Regions from separate parts of the Mus musculus genome. Here regions 1, 2 and 4 are each linked to region 3. Evidence: chromatin loops called from intact Hi-C (ENCODE). Cell type or tissue: heart. All regions are shown on one strand.

Evidence for each region. Peaks named below come from ENCODE experiments on the same cell type or tissue, not always from the same donor. Only the 100,000 strongest peaks of a DNase experiment are listed, where the experiment ranks them.
Region 1: a loop joins it to region 3, with 2.4 times the contacts of the local background. A loop is called at or near these places in 6 of 42 quality-filtered maps.
Region 2: a loop joins it to region 3, with 2.1 times the contacts of the local background. A loop is called at or near these places in 5 of 42 quality-filtered maps.
Region 4: it touches region 3 in a loop (8-fold over the local background); 27 of 42 quality-filtered maps call a loop at or near these places.

What each region holds. Positions count from the first base shown.
Region 1 is chr15:6,383,985-6,388,984 of GRCm38, forward strand. It overlaps Dab2 (disabled 2, mitogen-responsive phosphoprotein), which reads left to right and starts at 2,764. Exons shown (of 15, transcript NM_023118.5): 1 at 2,764-2,948. In heart, a CTCF peak has its summit at 2,642 (motif pointing left); DNase peaks (open chromatin) are centred at 287, 2,617, 3,217 and 4,337; H3K4me3 peaks cover 3,032 bases; H3K27ac peaks cover 2,849 bases.
Region 2 is chr15:6,567,437-6,572,436 of GRCm38, forward strand. It overlaps a transcript of Fyb not described here. Among named protein-coding and RNA genes, the nearest start is that of Fyb, 9.9 kb to the right of the region's middle. In heart, no CTCF peak of the experiment used is centred here; a DNase peak (open chromatin) is centred at 1,905.
Region 3 is chr15:6,433,809-6,438,808 of GRCm38, forward strand. Dab2 (disabled 2, mitogen-responsive phosphoprotein) reads left to right here. Exons shown (of 15, transcript NM_023118.5): 12 at 1,357-1,992; 13 at 2,583-2,689; 14 at 3,175-3,242; 15 at 4,974-5,000. The coding sequence ends at 3,237. Among named protein-coding and RNA genes, the nearest start is that of C9, 9.0 kb to the right of the region's middle. In heart, CTCF peaks have their summits at 2,202 (motif pointing left) and 2,422; a DNase peak (open chromatin) is centred at 1,673.
Region 4 is chr15:6,235,643-6,240,642 of GRCm38, forward strand. No RefSeq gene overlaps it. Among named protein-coding and RNA genes, the nearest start is that of Gm16311, 72 kb to the right of the region's middle. In heart, no CTCF peak of the experiment used is centred here; DNase peaks (open chromatin) are centred at 2,219 and 2,719.

The DNA of each region.
Region 1 (5,000 bases), 50 kb before region 3:
ATCTATCGTTCACGGGAAATAAGCACAATTCAAACAGGCAGTGTGAGGAACACTGAGCAGCTGAGGAATAGGCAGGGGTGAGGGGTAGGAGAGAAAGGGCCAGACGTTTGAGCTAAGAATCGACAGTTTTCATCATGGAAGAACAGACATACATAGGATAGCCTGCATAGGCAGAGCTGCTGTGAGAGTACATTCCAGGAAAACCTTAAGAGATTACTTTAATAATAAACCATGCATTCTTCAGCAAGCTGTCACGGGATTAACTACCCCTTTCTCGGCTGGGAACACAGTCCAGACTCCACCCCACCCTACCACAGGGCAGGTTTTTGTGCAAACGACTGTCCTTATGTGGGGACCTTGGTTTATAAAGCACTGCATTTAATTTTTTTCCTACTTTAATTCTCTAAACAAATTTTAGTGGTGATGAACACCGGGGTGGACTTTGGTGTGTGTGTGTTTCTTATGTGGAGATGTTCATTTTAGACTTACTGAAAAGTTATCAACTTAGATGTGGTAGGAATGGTAAGAAACAGGACCTCCTGGGATAAAAAGAGTTAAATTTATTTTCATCCCCCCCCCCCCCCATAATGTGAGCAGGACATTGAACTACTGCCAAGACCAATATCAGCACCCTAGAGGTATAAAAATACACTGCAAAACCAGAACTCTCTACTGTGGGCTCTTTAGATTTCTGTCTAACACAAGGGTGTTCGCTTTAAGCAGCCACTATGAGCCTGCTGCTCACAAATGAGCTCTTTGGGTCCACATCACTGCTTCACAACTGCAGTTCACAGCAGATGAAATCGTTTTCTTTCTCTGGTTTCTAAGGCAAATCCATTCCATCTAGTGGGAGCAAGTTAACACATTTTGATAATAATCTTTCAACTATATAGATAAAGACAAAGGCCTAAGTGGCCACTTCCACATTGAGAAATGATTCATGTCTGTCTGTAGACTTGTTTCTTTTATATTATCAGAGCCCCTGTTTGTGTGAATGAACTACCTTTTTTTCCCCTAATTTTTGAACTTTTTGAAATGACACCATTTCTCTAGACTACTAGATTTGAGAATCAAAGTGTGATGTTCTCAGAGCTAGCAGAATTAAAGTTCGCACCTATGTCTTGTGCCTTCATAGAACTGAAAAGTAGACCTTCCATCATTCACTGAAAATCCTTTTTTTTTCAACCATAGAAAATTACCTCAGAGGAATATTGGAAGCACACACACACACACACACACACACACACACACCTCTACTCTGCACACCCAAGTGTGAAGGGAATCCAGAGGTCAGGTAGGGGCAGCACCTGGACCAGCTGTGTTGCTCTGTGTCTCTTACTCTCCCTGCATGAGGGCTGCTCCAAGCCTGACCTACTTGCAAGCAGAAACTGCCACTCTCATTGAGCTACCTCAAATTACAGTGATTTTGCAGCTGGGGCTAGGCATGGACCACAAAATACATCCTTGGTGCACCATAAGCCCAATTTGAACCCTGGATTCTCAGTGGTAAAATGCAAATCCATTGTGTTGCTTACTCAATAAAATCAATAACCCGTTTCCATCCAAGTCACAATTTGTCATTTTCATAGTCAGTACATTCTGCTTACAACAGGGGAGGAGGGGCAGGAGGGAGAGGGAAGAAGAGGAGGAGCAGAAGGAAAAACAGACAAGAGGAGGAGGAACAAGAAAAAAAGGACTAAATAAGAAAGTGGAAGAGGAGGAAGGGGGAGGGGAAGGAGGGAAAAGGGGGGAAGGAGGGAGAAGGGGGAGGGGAAGGAGGGAGAAGGGGGAAGGAGGGAGAAGGGGGAGGGGAAGGAGGGAGAAGGGGGAGGGGAAGGAGGGAGAAGGGGAGGAGGATCTTCCCAAAGCTTAATTTCTTAAGTACTTGAAAAGCACCACTGTTTCTGTGACTATTTAACAATTGTCCCCTGACTTTAAAATATACAGAAAAGAAATTGTGAGATTCTATAGGATTCCCAAGGTCTGCTCTGCCGGGCTATCCACAGCTGAGCATCGATGAAACACCTTCCAATACTTATTCACATATCTCAATATTTTCATGAAGGAATAAGAAATGCTGTAGAAACTAGCAGACAAAGTCATGTTATCTACGTGTGGGTGGATATACACTGAAATGATCACAAATGTAGATCATTTATATGGAGGCTAACTTGTTTTGTTTAGGCCAGTTTAATAGCGAGAATATGCTCGAGCGTGATATTAAATTTCAATAACAGGGCATCTTTTTACTTGGGCACACATAGATTTCCCTCCTGTTTAAGCACGTTCACAATTAAAGAATAGTGATTTTCTTTAAAGGTAACAATCCAGTCACATGCCCAGCTTTAGAAAGGACAGACTGGACCCGGGAACGGAAAGTCAGGAGTAAAGGCGCGTCTTTGTTCAAAATGCCCCAGGCGGTTTAGGATGAGTTCGCAGTTCGCGTGCCACGCCACTCGAAGTGGCAATCCAGGGAACGGATCTGCGAAACGCAGCTCAGAGGATCCCATCCTTTTCCTCCAGAATTTCCCTTTTCCTGTCCTTACGTGCACCCTTTCTGGCCCAAGGCAGTGTGGGGCTCCTGGCCCGGGTTGTGTGCACGCTCCTTTTTCCGGGTCTCTGCGATCGCCCCCAGCTGGCCGGGCGCACGGGGCGCAGGAGGCGCAGGAGGCGCCGGATCTCCGTGGCTTTAGTTCGAGTTAATAAACAGTTAAGTTTGGAAGACTCGGCAGACACGTTGAGGGGGAGTTACCAAGTCCAGGCAGCAAAAACATCCCGCCGCCACATTCCTGGAGAGTCCTCAGAGCCAGCATCTGATTAGAACCATATCTCTACCGGGAGTGGCCGCGCGGCTATTTAAGTGGCGTTCTCCGCGTCCTCGGCGCTGCAGCCTTGAGGCTTCGGGCGCGGGGAAGTCATGCTGGCTCCACAGAAGCACTAGCTAGTCCGTGAGTAACTCTGCCATCCCCCTTCCCTTCGGTCCCTTCTTTCTTTCTTTCTTTCTTTCTTTCTTTCTTTCTTTCTTTCTTTCTTTCTTTCTCTTTTTTTCCTTTTTTTTCTTTTTTTTTCTTTTTTTTCTTTTTTTGCGACCTACTTCTCTCCTTTGCTGGCTCCTCTCTTCCCATCCCTGCCTTGGCTGCAGACCTTGGGCGCTGGGGAAATCTTACAAATGAGACAGTGTACTCCGGGGAGAGCAGCGGGTTTTGTGGCCTGACATCTGTGGAATGCTTCCAAGGAATGCATTTTACCTTTGGGGTCGGACTCAAGGCGCCCATCCTGTGACATTTAACGAGTCCCTGTGTGTGTGTGTGTGTGTGTGTGTGTGTGTGTGTGTGTGTGTGTGTGTGTTGTACACGAGCCCTAGTTTTTAGGGCTTAGGGGACATCCCAGGGAATGCGCGGTGTGGCTGCTGACCACCTAATAAACTCCTGAATGATGTTCAGTTTTACTGTGCGACAAAGGCTGGGGACATGGTCTGTGCCTCCGAGGAGCTATTTTCTGCTGACTGACAGCACAGGGCATTAAAAATGTGAACTTTGTCTTATACCAGCATTCCTAAGAAAAGTATCTGCCCAAGCCACGTAACAAACTTGTTTTAAATCGTGAAGCGTTTGAATGCTGTTTTTCTTGACTGTTGTAAATTATTTGGAAGGATTAAGAATTCAAGAAGAGGGACTAAACTGTGTTTAAAACCTTGGAGACCCTGCCAACGTAGCGGTTCTCTTTGCGGCATAGAGCTGGCTGTTATTTCTTCCTGCCTGCTCTCCTCCACTTAATCCTGAGTCTGGAATTCAGCTCTGTAGTCGGTTTCAGATGGGAGCTGTGTGAATCCGAAGGGAAATTTAACTGGATTAAAAACAGTTAAAAAATATGGATGTTATCTCCACCCGAGGCACCCCCTCCCACCCTTTCCTCTTTCTTCGCCTGTGTTTGGAAGAAAGGGAGCCACCCTGTAAACCGAGAAGAGCAAAAACGAGCAAGCTTCCAGGCACATGGAAAGCTTTAAAAATTATGGAGGGGCAACTTCATGAATAGTAAATGTTGCTGTTGCTCTATAAAGATGAAAAAATTTCTGGCCCTAATCAGGCAAAGCAGGAGGGGAAGGGTGGAGGTAGATATAACTCCAACCTAAGTAATGGCAGAAAATTTGCCAAAATCCCTTGGAGATAGCTGATAAGGCTCCAGGAACGCTTCTGATGGGATGTCTAACCTACCTAGTTTACAATCTTGAGGCCTGGGTTCTGCACATAGTAGCAGTGACTGGTTGTTTAGAAAGGAGGGACTAGCCAGGACTCGGGAGCCACTGCTACCAAATGGCTTTTCATGGTGCTATCTTGTCCTGGATTAGGCTGCCCTGTTTTAGCTAGCTACCCCACCCACCAAGGACTCTACCTCTCTCCACTCCCTTGGTTGAGGCAGGGCACAGCAGTACTGAAAGAAATGTACTGGCTTGAGAATTTAGGAGTGTTGGGGATTCAGGCTTTGGAGAGGAAAACAGCTATCTAGACAAAGCAATGCTAGAGGAACACAGCTCAGAAGGCGAGATTAGCAAGAGCCCTTGAGAAAGCACCAGAGAGGTGTGGTGGTCTCTTCCAGCACTCGCATCAGACACAGACCACTTCTTCCCTAGTTCGTAGTCACTGTCTCCTAAAACTCGCTGGGTTCTTCCCAAGCCTTGTTTAAAAACCTAATCACAAACCCCTTCTTCCTCTACTGCAAACTCAAGCCCTTTTGTCCAACCGCGAGTCTAGAAACTTTTTCCCTGTAGGCTGCTATGCTCCGTCTTTGCCCTGAGTTCTGGAGAAGGAACCCAGGACCTTGGGCATGCTTGACAAGCCATGGAGCTGCGCTTCTCAATTCCTGGTTGGATGGTCTTACTCTGTAAACCCAGTCTAGACTTAAACTCATCATCCTCCTGCCTCTGCCTCAGGAGCCCTAGGACTGTAGGCGGAGGTGAGCACACCTCGCTAAGCTGGGCCACTTGTATTATGGCAGAAGAG
Region 2 (5,000 bases), 130 kb after region 3:
GTGGAACGGGGTCTGATTTCTCAACCTGAGCGAGGGTGGGCTGAGTTAGAGGAATTTGCAGAGGTAGTGAAGGAGGGCTCTGATACCCCACACACTCATTTGATCCTCCCAGGCCCTGCCCCGCTCTACACTGACTCGTCTTTCCTTGTGTTGTGCCCTAGAGCAGCGCAGGATGGGGGATAGCAGCTTGGGCTTGGCATCCGTACCCACAAAGTTAGAGACGTGATTTTATTTCTATTTAACTGTTCAGGTTTTCCTGTGATTTACCAAAGCTTTTACTGGGAAGTAAGCACGAGAATAATGAAAACATTATCTATCAGTTTCTTCTTAAAATTATGTTGTGTGTGTGTGTGTGTGTGTGTGTGTGTGTGTGTGTGTGTGTGTGAAAGAGAGAGAGAGACAGAGAGACAGAGAGACAGAGAGATCACTTGAGCACATTCACAGTACCTTTTATCTTATTTGCAACATGGTCTCTTCTCCATCCAGCACTCTATACACCACTCACTCACTATACAGCAGGACTACAAGCTTCCTAACTTGCAACATGGTTGCTGCCACAGGGCTTTATCTGAGTTCCTATGATTCAAAGTTAATTCCTCATGCTTGCATGATAAGCACTTTCCCCAGTGAGGCCTTTCCGCCAGCCTAGCAGGTTTCTTTTAGGACATAATGAAAGCAATTCTTTCCAACTCTTCCGTTAACACTATCTCCAGAAGGATTCAAGGTGACAAAAGAAAAAAGAAAAAAAATGCACTCTTTATGATGTGTCTTCTTGCCTCTAGATCAGTGGTTCTCAACCGGTGAGTCGCAACCCCACATATCAGATAGCCTTCGTATCAGTTAATTATATCATGATTCATAACAGTAACAAGATTACAGCTATGAAATTGCAATGAAAATAATTTTATGATCAGGAGTTACCATACTATGAGGACCTGTACTCAAGGGTTGCAGCATTAGGAGAGCTGAAAAACCACTGCTGCAGTTGGAGGAACAAATGTCAAGGCAATATGTTATCCTGAAAGTATAGGGAAGGCGCTCTGCCTTTGCCATATCTACTACACAAACAAAAAACCCAACATTCTCAGACTGCTCTATCCTAGAAGATGTCAAAACACCCACCAAAAGGATGTGGGGGTAAAGACCCTCACAGGAACCCTATGGAAGGATGGGCTTCAGCCCCAAGCCTCTACTTTCAGTTTCCTTAGGGAGGAAAAAGAGGCATCCTGATTGACAGCTGGTGAGGGATGCAGAGGGAGGAGCTGAGGTTCATAGTAACTTCTTTTGTTTGTCCATTTCACAGCCCTTATCAAAATATAGGAATCTCTTGTTCTGAGAGCTGTCTGAAGTAGGTCACTGGCAGGAGAGCGCGAGTCAGTTAGTGTTCACTCATCTATGAAGGCAGATCTTCCTGGGAGGACAGTGGGAGGCTCTAGTATGACATCTACAAGGTCTACTTGCCTGGTTCGCTTTGCTGGGCTGGGGATAGTACTTGGCTTACAAAGGTGGTCTTTCATGTTATGAAGGAAGGAAGAAATTAAGTAAAACTTGCTAAAATCCTAGCTGTTGTTTCTTAACACAAATTGTTGTCTTGTCCTTTGCTTTCCCCCAGAGTTTGAAGGAGAGTCTCACAAAAACATTAGAAGTGAGTCCATGGGGCTCTCCAGCACATATGCCACCCACACGCACATCCCTTCATCTCTAGACCACAAGCAGACTTAGGCCCCAAGTATTGCACACACTGGGTGAGGGGACTTTCCCAATCAAGATCATAGCAACTTGGCCTCCACAGCAAGGTGACAGCTCCGGGTATACAGAGAGATCTTGGAACCAAAGTCCTCACAAGTTACTTCCCTTGTACATAATCGTGGCTGCTAGAACTCTGGCTTTGCTCTTTTGCATATCACATGCTTGGTGGGAATGAGAGCAGAAGTACACGGGCTGAATAGACACTTTTTAGTTCCCGTCTTTTCCCCCTTCTTGCTCAATATCCTGAGGCCATAATTGAACTGTTTTTGTGCATGTAAGCCTGGCACAGGGAGAAAGAGGCAGCTCATTCCACCATCCCCCTACACATAGCCCCGACAGGCATCAGAATATGCCACCATTCTTGGAGTTTGCGTGCAGGACAGATACAGCAGCTAAAGCAAGGGGATACAAGTCACGGGCCCCAGGAAGATGCACTAAATGAGCCTCTCCATCTTTCTACATCTTCTGCAGCGACCAGGTAACAGCTATGCCCAAGGTCTCTTCTTTCACATCCATGTACAGATTGTTTTTACAGTAGGGGATGATGAGACCTCCAAATCCTGGCAGGACAGACTGCAGCTGGGGAAGTGGACGAAAGGCGCATGCCCCGTTGGAAAGCAGCAGAGGAGACAGATATCAGATGCTAAATCTCAGCCTCATCTCAGCCAACGCAGCCAGGGACCTGTCTACCAGTTGCGTTTGCAGGCCTCTGTGCCCTGCAGCCTCTGGTCTTGCACGTGCTTCTGGTCCAGAGGCACTACCCTACTGCCTGCAGAGCTGGGCACCAGCAACTTGCCTCATTCTGGCTCTTAACAAATGTGGGTTTGCCCTCATGATGGGGATTGGGAAGCGCTGCGTTCAGTCTCATTCAGACTTTAAGCTATGGCAGGGCATAGGGTTTCTGTGAGATTCCCACAGTGACAAAGAAAAGAGGCCATATCCCCAGTGGCCCTCGTTCTCCAAACAGGCCCTGGCAACATGGATAGATGATGACAAACAGCTATAAGTCAGACAAGGAAGACTTTTGAGAGGGATCAGTAACTACACATTTGAGTTGCAAGCTTTGCTCCTCTTCTATGCACTGCTGTGCGCTGCTTTTGAAGAGTGTAAGACTGTTTTTTTCCTCTTTCATTTACTATATTTATATTGAAGTCATTAAAAGGGAATGGACCTTGAACTCTACCTCCTATCTTCTGTGTAACTCTGAGAGAGCCATATAATGTTTCTAAGCTTCCTTCTTTACAAGTGGCTATAATAGTAGTACTGGCCTCAAACATTGGTTGTGGGGATAAAGTTGTATATTAAATACTAATGCATAACACTACATTATTGGTACTTGCTATGTGAAATATATTGGCACCGGGTACAGACTAATTCATATAGAGAACCAAAAGAGTGTGCAGTCCCATAAGCAAAGTCATAACTAGATATAGCCTTTCTCTTCCTGCTAGGAGGGGAACTTACTGAACAGATATATATACACCAATGTGTGTGTGTGTGTGTGTGTGTGTGTGTGTGTGTGTAAGATCAGACACAGACTGCAGTGAGTCCTAATGTCCCAAGAAGCTAGCAACAAACAACAAGAGGTGAAGGGGCAAGAGATGAAGCTATTCTCTTCAACCCAATCCCATCCTTAAAACCCTCTACTCAGGCAATCACTAATAGCCAAGAGCTTGTAGCTTGGGAACACTGTGAGAAAAGCTGGTCTCCTATTTCAAAACAGGGGAGAAAGGCTGGGAAAGACTCATTTCCACAGATTCAATTCTACATCCCTGTCATTTCCATCTCTTTAACACCCATTGGGGTCTAATTCCCTTCCCCCCTTCTTCCCTCCCTTCTCCATTTCCCGGTAGAGTAGTATCTGGGGAAATGCCGGGAGTGATTATACTGCCATCTAGTGGCCCACAGACTAAGTTCACCAGGTGGCTGGGACGTTCTCAGCAGCTTGGATGCTCAGTTTGTAGCTTCCCACTTGGCATCTCAAGTTATCAACGCAGGGCAGTCCCGGGATGCGCCAGAGCTATGAATTTGTCTGAAGTCGTGCTGGGGGCTGCCTTTGAAGAAATGTTACTAAGAACATAGTGGAAGTAAACTGTGTGTCGTTAGAAGGTTTGGGCTCTCTGACTCCTGAGGTTGTAGCTTCAACATGAAAATGTAAGCTTGGTATATATTCAACCATGTGCCAGCTGTGAGCGGTGGGTAAATGAATGAAGTCTCTGTGCCTTGGTTTCTTTATCTGTAAAATGAGCATTGAGCTAAGAATTTATTAAGTGACACCCAAAATTTTCCTGGGCCAGCATAGGTTATCTGTGATCCGACAGCTGATGGCAATACAGCTACCAATGTCACAGTAAGCAGTGCAGTGTATAAGCAAGATAAAGGCCCAGAGTGGGGTCCCATGGGTCATCCAGACAGACCCCTTACCCTGCTTCTTGCTTGTAAAAAATGTGGGGCATTGAATTGTCCAGTGTTTAAGGCTCTGTCTCTTTCTCAGACACTGTGACTCTATGCTAGGGTCACCATTAAACTGGTTTAGCCATAAGGCCCAGTTTGACACATTTTCTTCTTATTAAAGCTTGGGGCTGAGCCTTTGTTTAACTACTGTGCAGTTGCTGGGAGTGAGCAGAGGGGTCAGAATGGCCTCTGCATTAACCAGAACAGTCACGGATGTGTCCAGACAGAGGTGAGAAGGCAACAGAAGCTGTCGAATCCAAAAGGCATTTTCCCGTTAGGAAGTAGTCTGGCGGTTCTCTGGTGATGTGGAAAGCTTCAGGCTGACCCTGTTTGCATGGCTCTGCTAACCAATCGAGTTCCACAAGCAGAAAACCAGGCAAGTTATGGGGCTATCTATCTATAAGCTCAGCATATTATACTTTGTGTAGCGGTTTGTCTTCAGTGTCAACCTGATGGGATTCAGAGTCACCATGGAAACATGTCTAGGACAGGGTTGTCTGATTAGGTCAATTAACCAAAACTCAAATGGGACTGTTCTATGGGCTGGGTTCTCAGATCAGTAAAAGGGTGTGGGGCTGAACTGAGCACAGCATCCTGACTGGAGATGTGATATGATCAGATACCTCATGCCCCTGCCACACCGTATCTTCTTAGTCCCGATGAACTATCTATATCTTCAACAACTTTAAACCAAAATAAAATGTTCCTTCTTCCCATAAGTTGCTTTTTTTCTTCAGGTAGTTTGTTGCAGCAACAATGCTGTTAACTGACTCACTCAGATAATCACCTGCCGGGAC
Region 3 (5,000 bases):
ATTAACTTATCACTGCACAGTAGTGCTTCTTGTGCCTTGCTATGAAGAGGTCAAAATGGGAGAATAAGGTGCTGGAGTCAGGGCCAACACTCTTTAGTTTGTCCCTCTAGGCATGGACTGTGAACTTCCTGATTTGATTATGTTCTTGATTCAGTTCCCTCACTGAGAAATAGGCATGTTGATCAAGTGAGGTGTCCCTTCTGTGTGAATGGAGCAAATGTGTTCCTAGTTAGATGCCAGCATTTGTGACAGTAAAAGAATCAAATGCCAGAAAGATTAAGAGAGAGCTCCCTAAATCAGGTATAGCCATATATACCTGAGCAGACCTTGGATGCTGGCTCCACACCCAGTTGCCCAACACCCATTGGAGGCCTGGGTTTCCTGAAGAATACATGACATGGAGGCAGACACTAGAGATAACAGTCCCTGACTCAGGTCACCATTCCCCAGGAAGAGGCTCTGCTTTCAGCTGCTTTATCTCCTCCACATTTCTTATAACTCCTCAACCCTAACTTCTGGCAAAGCGTAGTGAGCGACAGGTGGCAGGAAGCACTTTTATTTGAAGCAGCCTTCCCAGGATAATAGCCTTTCCTCCATTCTTATATGTAAGTCTAAAACTACGTTGACCTCAACTAAAATTTATCTTCCCTCTGTATCGGTGTGTCAACTCAGGCAGTGTTCAAAAGCAGAGAGACTTTGAAAGAGGAGAGACTTTTGAGGCCCCATGTCCATTTGTGACAGCTGGTTTTCATAAGTGCCCAGCAGGAACCAACTGTTAGATGCAAATACAAAACAATGACTGGGCACAGCGGATTATCTTAATTAACTACTTAATAATCATTGTAATTTGCATACGTAAATCTGTCCACTTAACAAATCTGTCTTGCTATTGAAAAATCCTATTCAGGGTACATCCATACATGTTTGATAAATATTTTTGTTTTTCATGATCAGGACCTTATAGGGGTATATTACTCTTCATAAGAAGGAAAGTAGAAAGGTATGGTAGAAAGAATATGCACAAAGCATTTGAAGGCTAGCTAGACAGTGCTAATGAGCTAAGTTTCTGAGAGATTTAATGTCTTAGAGTCATTATTTCAGAGCCAGTTTCATAACTTCATAAAGTATTTTGCCTTGGGAGTGCTCTACAAATACGCCCAGAAAGTCATGCTTTTTTTAAAATTTAAGAATCCTTGTCATAGGGTTGAACACAGCCAAAGTATGCTATATGGATGCTTGAAAATGCCATGATGAAGCCCATTATTTCATACAATCAGCTCATCATTATAAAAAATAAAATAAAAGAATCCTCTTCAAGTTTGTCTCCTGATAACTTCTTTCTCCCTCTTCCTTCAGGTACGGTCCCAGTAACACCCCCCCAAGCAGGACCCTGGACGCCTGTTGTCTACAGTCCTTCGACAACTGTGGTCCCAGGAGCCATAATAAGTGGCCAGCCTCCCAGTTTTGGCCAGCCACTCGTTTTTGGTACAACCCCAGCAGTACAAGTCTGGAATCAGTCTCCATCATTTGCAACCCCAGCTTCCCCTCCACCCCCCACAGTTTGGTGTCCTACCACATCTGTGGCGCCCAACGCTTGGTCATCCACAAGCCCTCTGGGGAATCCTTTTCAGAGTAATAATATCTTTCCACCTCCCACCATGTCCACTCAGTCCTCTCCTCAGCCTATGATGTCCTCTGTTCTGGCCACACCGCCTCAACCACCTCCCCGAAATGGCCCACTAAAGGACATTCCCAGTGACGCTTTCACTGGCTTAGACCCCCTTGGGGATAAAGAGGTCAAGGAAGTGAAAGAAATGTTTAAGGACTTCCAGCTGCGGCAGCCACCTCTTGTTCCCTCAAGGAAGGGGGAGACGCCTCCCTCTGGGACTTCAAGCGCCTTCTCCAGTTACTTCAACAATAAAGTTGGCATTCCTCAGGAGCATGTAGACCATGATGATTTTGATGCCAATCAACTGTTGAACAAGATTAATGGTAAGTTTGCTCAAGTACCTGCCAACTAATATTCAGCCCCATCCATATAGACATATGGCCCAATGGGGAGCTCAGAGGACCTTCTTTGTTCATCAGTAGTCTACCTCCTGCTTCCTCTGGCACTCAGGGCTGTGGAGGTCACTTAACCATTCACCTTAGAGCCCTTTACCTCAGCCAATCCCGGGGACTGGCCCAATGCTGCCCTCTAGTGACTGTTCTCAAAGGGCTTTCAAGAGCCATTGAAAGATGGATTGTGACTTTCCGAGAGCTGAATGATTATCCCATATGCCATGACTACAAGGAAGGGACCTGTGAGTGTCTCCTGTTTCAGATAGTGTATATATGTAACTGAATGATTATCTAACCCATATGCCATGACTACAAGGAAGGGACCTGTGAGTGTCTCCTGTTTCAGATAGTGTATATATGTAACTTTCTGTTCTGTGATGGAGAGATAGATTCCTGGTGTATGTGGTGATTTCTAGCTCACTGGGGTAAAGAACTAAGTTTCAAAGCTAAGCCATCAAGTGAATATGTGCTGTGTGTGAACACAGCTTGTCTACTAACTACTTGGGTTCTTTGCCTTCCAGAACCACCAAAGCCAGCCCCGAGACAAGGTGTCCTCTTGGGTACCAAGTCTGCTGACAATTCACTCGAGAACCCTTTCTCCAAAGGGTTCAGCTCATCAAACCCCTCTGTAAGTATCAAATGCCACATACACCTATAGCTTCCTGAGCCTACCTTTCCTGTACATTAACTCTTTGATGAGAATGCCTATGTGGCTGTGATGTGTTCTTAGGAAACTTCATAGTATAAACATCCCATCAAGCTGGAGTGAGATTATGTTTCATGGGCACTATCATCCCCTGAACTTGAGGAATAATACCATCAAAACCTCTCCTTTGTGCTTCACTTAATCTGTCTTATGCAAACATTGATGGGAGAAGCTGAATCAAAATAGACTCTTAAGAACCTTTAAAGATTAAAATTCTTAATCTCCCATTGATCGTCCATCAAAAACAATTCTTCCAAGTTGAGGGAGACAAATGCAATTTTCTCCCCAGCTTTTAACATTGTCTGATTGGCTTACCATCTAACTGGTGCTTAAAGGAAATTGGGATTCTATTATGTGTTTTTGTTATCGCTATAATAGTGTTTGTTCTGTTTGGCTTCATCCCCTAGGTGGTTTCTCAGCCTGCATCTTCTGATCCCCACAGGAGCCCTTTCGGAAATCCTTTTGCCTAGCTTCTGTAAGTGGAAGAGCCTACTTAGTGTTGTCTTGGAGTAGGTGGACGGTGAGAGATGGTGATGTAGAGGGAAAAGCATGAGATTTTATTTTTAGAATTTTAAGGAGGTTGAGTATGTGTAATTTAAGAGTAGCAGATATGGAAATCAATGCTCTGATAATTTAATAATAAATATTAAGTATTTTAAAAATATTTTTGCAGTCATAATCTAGTTAGGAGATGTAAAAATTTAGGTTGTATGTTGATTCTTCAGTTCTATGTGGAAATAAATTCAATAGAACATATATTTTTAACCTTCTACATTTTTTTTTTCATTTTTGTGACAAGGTTTCACATATCTCTGCTTGACTTCAAATTCTCTCTGTAATGGGAAATGACTTTATTCTGATCCTCCTGCCTCCACCTCCTAAGTGCTAGGATTACAGACGTGTACCATCACACCCAGTTTTCTGTAGTCCTGGAGATGAAACCCAGGCTTCATGAATGAAGCCCTATCCCAGCTAAATTCCAAGACTTACCTTTAAAAGAACGATGTTCAAGGAGAAGCATGGATAAGTCAGCTAAACAAAGAACAATACGACATCTCTGCCATTTCTTTCTTCAATGGTGATCTCAAGTTGGTCTCTGTGGTGGGATACATCACTCTAACAGCAGTGACTGCCGGAAATGCTACCTTGAGAAGCAGTAAACATTCAAAATGAGTCAGAGGCTTGGGTGTTCCATCTCTAGTGGAAGTTATTCTAGAAAAGCTGAATCTCTGCCAGGGTGTCATGTAATCTGTTCTTTTCAACAATAAATGACAACAGTTGTGTTTTAATATTATAACATCAAAGTGAAGAGAAGGAGGAAGCTATATAACACTATATATAGGAGGCATAGCAGAAAGGGGCAAAATAAGACAAATAAATCCAAATCCCTTTTATTCCAATATTTCCTCATCCAAACAAAGCTAATCTCTATTTTGATTCATATATAATAGATAAGTTCCTCACATATATCAATCATAAGATATATTTCCCATTATCCATGGAAAATGCATTTCAAACTTCCATGAGGATTTTTGAAACCATGAATCACAGACTAGTGCCAACCAACTTTTTTCCTTATACATAAATACCTAAATTTTAATTGATAAATTAAACAGAGATTAACAGCCAACATGAATAACAACAACCTGTAAAGTTCATAGATTGGGTGAAGAATCATTTTTTTTTTTTTGTCGTGTTGCTGCAACAAAATACCTGACACCCAAGAGGTAAAAGGTTCATGGTCCAAGTCCATCATGGTAGAGATGGTCATAGTAGCAGGAACTTTCATCATTGGCCAACAAACAGAGAGATATGAGCACTGCTCAGCTTGCTTTCACCCCCTTACTTAACTCAGGATCCTATCCCAAGGATTCCCATCCTATATTTAGGGTGGTTCTTCCTAGTTCAGTTACTCTGATCCAGATATAGATGTATTTGGTCTAAAGCCACACTCCATTCTTTAAACTAGCCTTGATGTTATTATATAGTTGTGACTAGCTTTGAACCCATTCTCCTCTTTCCTTGGCCTTCTGAATGTTGAAGCCATCCACATGTACTATCATATCTGGTGTATATTACTGTCTTGTTCAATGTTTAGATCAGTTCTGGGATATAGTATCATTAACCCCTGAAAATAATGTTTTAATATGCAGTACTTTGATATTCAACCCAAATGCTTTAACCATTATTTTCCATGTTTCTCTAGGAAGTTGTAATGATGACTATCCAGATG
Region 4 (5,000 bases), 200 kb before region 3:
GGCTAAGCATATTCAAACCATCACATATTCAAACCATAACACACCCATCAAACAGATACATGGGCATAGATGTAATTAAAAATTAAAATTTATAAAAGCAGTAATGATAACAATACTGACTTCAAAAGACTTAGGGGATTCCTATGAAAATAATCTACTCAGCTATCACGCCATATAAGCAGGATTGGCCACAACCCCAGCTGTGGTTGACCATAATAGTGCACAGAGCTGCTAGCTGCCCATGGCAACTCAGTGGTGTGGCCGATGACTGTGAGCTATTGGATCCTCCCCAGTATGGCTTTGGATGACAGGTTATCCATTGGTTTGGTTAAACACGCTTTGAGATGCAGCGGCAGTCGGTGGTACTCTTACCTAGTCCTCCTCCCCTGCCTCCTCTCCCTACCCATGAGACCCACTGTGGGATGCTACCACTTTCTATTGCCCCCTCCTTTTTTTTTTTTATCCTGCTTGCTCTTTCCCCACCCCTAGTCAATATTTTTCATTTTAGTCCACCTTAGCATATCCAAGCCAACGCAACAGGTCTAAAAAATAGCATCTGCTGTGTAATAAAGAGCACTGCTTATGACTATCAACCAATTGAGTGACAGGAACCGTAAGCATGATGTCCTTGTGGGAATTCAGAGAAAGAAAAAAAAAAAAAAAACTCATTTCGAACCAATGTATATAAAGTTTCCATGGGAGAGGGATATTTTGAGCTATCTGGAAAGATCTCAAAAGTAAGCTTTACTGAAGACCGGGAACTGGCCGTTTGAGCTTGGAAAAGACTAAGCACAGAAAGAGAATCTAGAGGCTGGACATGTTTCATCATTGGCTGGCACGTAAAGTACATGCTCTGTCCCAGTTCCTCGGAGGACCAAAAGGGGAGTGTGGGACTCCACCGTGAAGGGACGCGAACTGGTCAACAAACAAATCTCAGTGGCCTGCAAAACACACAATTGTTTATCATTCGTGTGGCCCAGTAGTGGCTGTGACCGCCGCTGTGATTCTTTCTTGTGCCTTCTCACACTACTCTGTACTCAGCTGAAGGGGCTTCCCAAGGGACAGGACTTCCAGAAACATACCACAGTGTTAGAAGAGTGCAGATAAGCCACGTGGCATGTCTGCTCATAGCTCATTGGCCAAAACAAGTCACGTGGTCAACCGTGCCAGCTATAGAGCAGAGAATACCCTCTAAACACAGGAAACACTGAAAATTCCATAGCAATGCGGATATATCCTCGCTTTGTAGAAAGGAAGCCTATACAGTTAGTAAGAATAGATCAATCTACCACCAATAAGAAATTGATAAAATGCAAATGCTTACTATTTAATTAGACTTACATTACACTATCGCCAGTGTAAACGTCGGTATGGCATGGGGAGAAGGGAGAATATTGAATGGTCCAGACAGGAAGTGATGGCCGACTGTCAAACATGGGTAAAGCATATCCACAGTGAGAGCAAGGATCCTCCTGTGAGGACCAGGCGCTGCCCTTCCCGTGATGGAAGTGATCCAATGAAGTATCAATGAAGGCATATTGATAGTGGTGTATGGGCAGACAAACTGACCCGTGAAACACAATAAAAAGTTATTAAAAGCCTCTTGCAAATAGTTATCCAACTCATGATAGAAGTGTCACGACAACGTTACAAGGACAGGATTTTTTTTTCTTCTTGAAGCAATAAAACAGGACAGTGGACACTGCCTGTTATTATTTAATGGTGGCAGCGATGAGTGATAAGTCAGACTATAGCTTTTGATGGGGAGGGGAAAAAATAAATAAAACAGTCATGCCAGACAAAGAGATGACCGCAGATTAGCACTAACTTGGCAAGTATGTCTGAAATACAAGGAATGTCTCACTTCCCAGGTCATAAATACCCCCGTGCAGGTGTGTTGTTATTGTTTTGTTTTGCTTGATTTTGTTTTAACACCATGACACATCAGGGGTTGAGTGGACAGTCTTCAGCCTTACTAGATCATATAATTACTAGATCATATATAATCACTAGATCACATAACCACTGCACCATCTAGCACAGGAACAGGCGGGCAGGAAAAGCCCTCCCCTCCCGCTCTTTAACCTTCAAGTTGTTGGCTCTAACTCAGCAGTGCACCCAGTCCGCCCTTGAACATCTATTGCTGAGGGTCGTGTGCTTCTGAGCCACTTCTCAAGAGACAGAGATCTGTTGGTCAGATTATGGGCAGACCTGGTTAGTCAGTGGTTTAAAGCTACCACATCGGTGACGCAATCCCTGGAACTTTGTGGAACTTTTAAGGCCAGATTCCCTGCTGTGCGAGGTAAAGACACTCTCTCCACTTGTTCCTACTGATGAGTTGAAAAGCATTTGTTCACTTAAACAACTTTTTTTGGAGTAGGGCAAAAGGACGGACTGGGACAAGACAGTGAAATGTGAACTGAAGGGAATGGAGGGACAGGCCAAATTGGCAGATGGCACGTCTCGTTTCAGCTTTTAAAAATAATGTTGCTTTAAGAACAAGGGGGAGAAAAAAATCTCAAGCCAAGAAACATCAACAGTAAGTTTTCCTTCTTTCCCCTCTTCAGATATGCTGAAGCCAGGTTTAATTTTATGTCAGGAAAGAATTCCCTCCTGAGATTTTCCTGGCTACGGTTCAGTTGAGGATAATGTTTTCCAGCCTTGTTTCCAGAGGCCCTGAAAAGCTGAAGGGAAACGGGCAAGCAGTCTTGCAGGTCTCATCCTGAACCAGCAGGGGGCGCTGTGATGACAAAGAAATCCCGGGCCTCTCGGACCTGGGTGCTGTCTGAATGCAGGCAACTTTAGGTATCGTTTCTGAGGCTAGCTAAAACTTGAAACATTTACAAGTTGCATTTATATTTCTTACTTAATACAAAGCCTTCATGCTTCATTTTCAATCCAAAGGGGGCGGGGGCTTAGATATTTGAATAGATTTCCAGAAATGTGCAACGCCCAGCCTTCTTTCATGATTATTCAGGTCATTGTGTAGTGAGATGCCCCATGGATGTCTAAATGGGACACCCAGAGCACTTAAAAGCCATTGCAAAAATATCACCCAAATGTACCTGCCCTTGCTGAGTCATGGCTGCTAAAATCGCTTAACCGTTCGATACGCCTTTGTTTTCAAATTGCTTGAATCCACTTAAAACTTGAGGAGGAGTAAGACAGGGAAGCTAGACACACTGATTATCATCACAACCAATCTTTGACTCTGAGTTCACCAATGTGTTTGAAGTCCTACACTACATCCACACAATGTAATTCCCCCGCCAAGTTAAGAATTACGTGACTATCAGCATTGCAAAGGACTCTCAGTCTCACCTACCCCTGGGTACTCAGTTGCTTCCAGCATCTATAGAACCCTATGAATGCAACCTTACAAAGCTAACATCCAACTGTTACTAACATTGCTTGTATATAAGTCTGGGATGCCATATAGGCAATGTCTGCAGGAGTATGATGTGGAGGTTTCAAAAGATAGAAGTCCTGAATCAGTTCAGGGGACTATTTCAGAGACCCGGGTGCAGTTCTGAATGTTTATACTCCAAGCACATGGATTTTGGAGTAGGTATGTATTACTTCTCAAGAGGCAGGAGCTGAGGGGCCAGACAGAAAGAAAATAGAAAGAGATGTCATATTCATCTGCTGCTATCAAAGTTTCTCTTTCTCCTTCCTCTCTCTCCTTCCTTGCACTCTATCCATTTATCTCTGTGTCTTTCTCCATCTCCCTGTGGTAGCTGTTGGGGGCCTGTAATCTTGCTACTTATTTGCTAACATAGGCTAGCTATTGATGCTCTCTGAGAATCAGGTCCCCTGACTTCTACTCTCTCTGAAGAGCAGAGCTGAGTCTTTTAGGCCTAGTGATTTGGAAAATCTGATTTCACATCTCCAAACCACTCAAGTCCTAATTCTGGGCACGTGCATTCCATATCTTCTTGCAGCTGGAACCCCATCTTGGTAAGGCAATTGAGCAAACTCACTTACGTGCTAAGTAGCATCCTGTTAAACCCCAGGAATCCCCAGTTTTGGCTTTAAACTGAGTGACTGCTGCTTCTTGCATCCCTTCTTTCTCCAAAAGTGATCTCCTCTGTTGCCGTGACACGCAGGCAAACCTGTAGTCTTTCCTCAGCAACTGACTAAATTAGATCAAGAGTAAGGGAACAGTTCTCTGAGTACTCTTCCACAAGAGATTGTAGAGAGGAAGGCTGGGTACCCCCATTTTTCTTCCCTCTGGGAAAGAGAGAAATTGCCTTTGACTGTGTGCACACAGTATTCTGTAGCTCCTGGACCTGACCTCTTTTGTCTTGTGCTCAATAATGTTGTATAAAGAATAAGGCAGGTAAGAGCTGGCCAATGCCTCACTACTAGCTCATCTTTGACAGACTCCTCAGACTCTCAATTCAGGCACTGCATATTCACTGCCCTTGCTTCCGGTCTGAATCATAAACTTCAGAAGACTCTCCAGTTATGTATGAAAAGGGTGAAGGCAGATAAAGTTCTTTGGAAGGGAGAAAACGTAGCCGTTACGCGTAGAGCTGGTACTTGAAATCGCTTCCTCCGCGGTTAAGACTTGCATTAGTTCAGTGTGGTCAGCAAATAGCAAGCAAAGGCCTGCCACAAGCCAAACAAGAAGACATCCCCTGCCTTCTAAACACTACTTTTTACTATTTAGCATTTAAAATCCAAAGCCCATACTGCTAATGCATAGGTAGGGCCAGTGGGAGAGCTTTAGTGCAAGAACTGATAACACGAACTCAGAGCTGCAGGTGGATTATTTGAGCTAACTTTGGGGTTGTGGGGAACAGCAATTATTAGGCAGGGGAAAAAAGGGAATAATTTCAAGTAGAGATAATAACAGTGTGTGCAAGAAAACACTTGCAAAGGTCATCTCAAAGTTAGTGTGTGTGCCTTTGCAGTGGTAGGTAAGGATGTGGAATCTGGGCCATGGCAAAGCAACAGCAGCTGGATATATGAGGGAGTTTGGAGTCTTTATTTGAAAT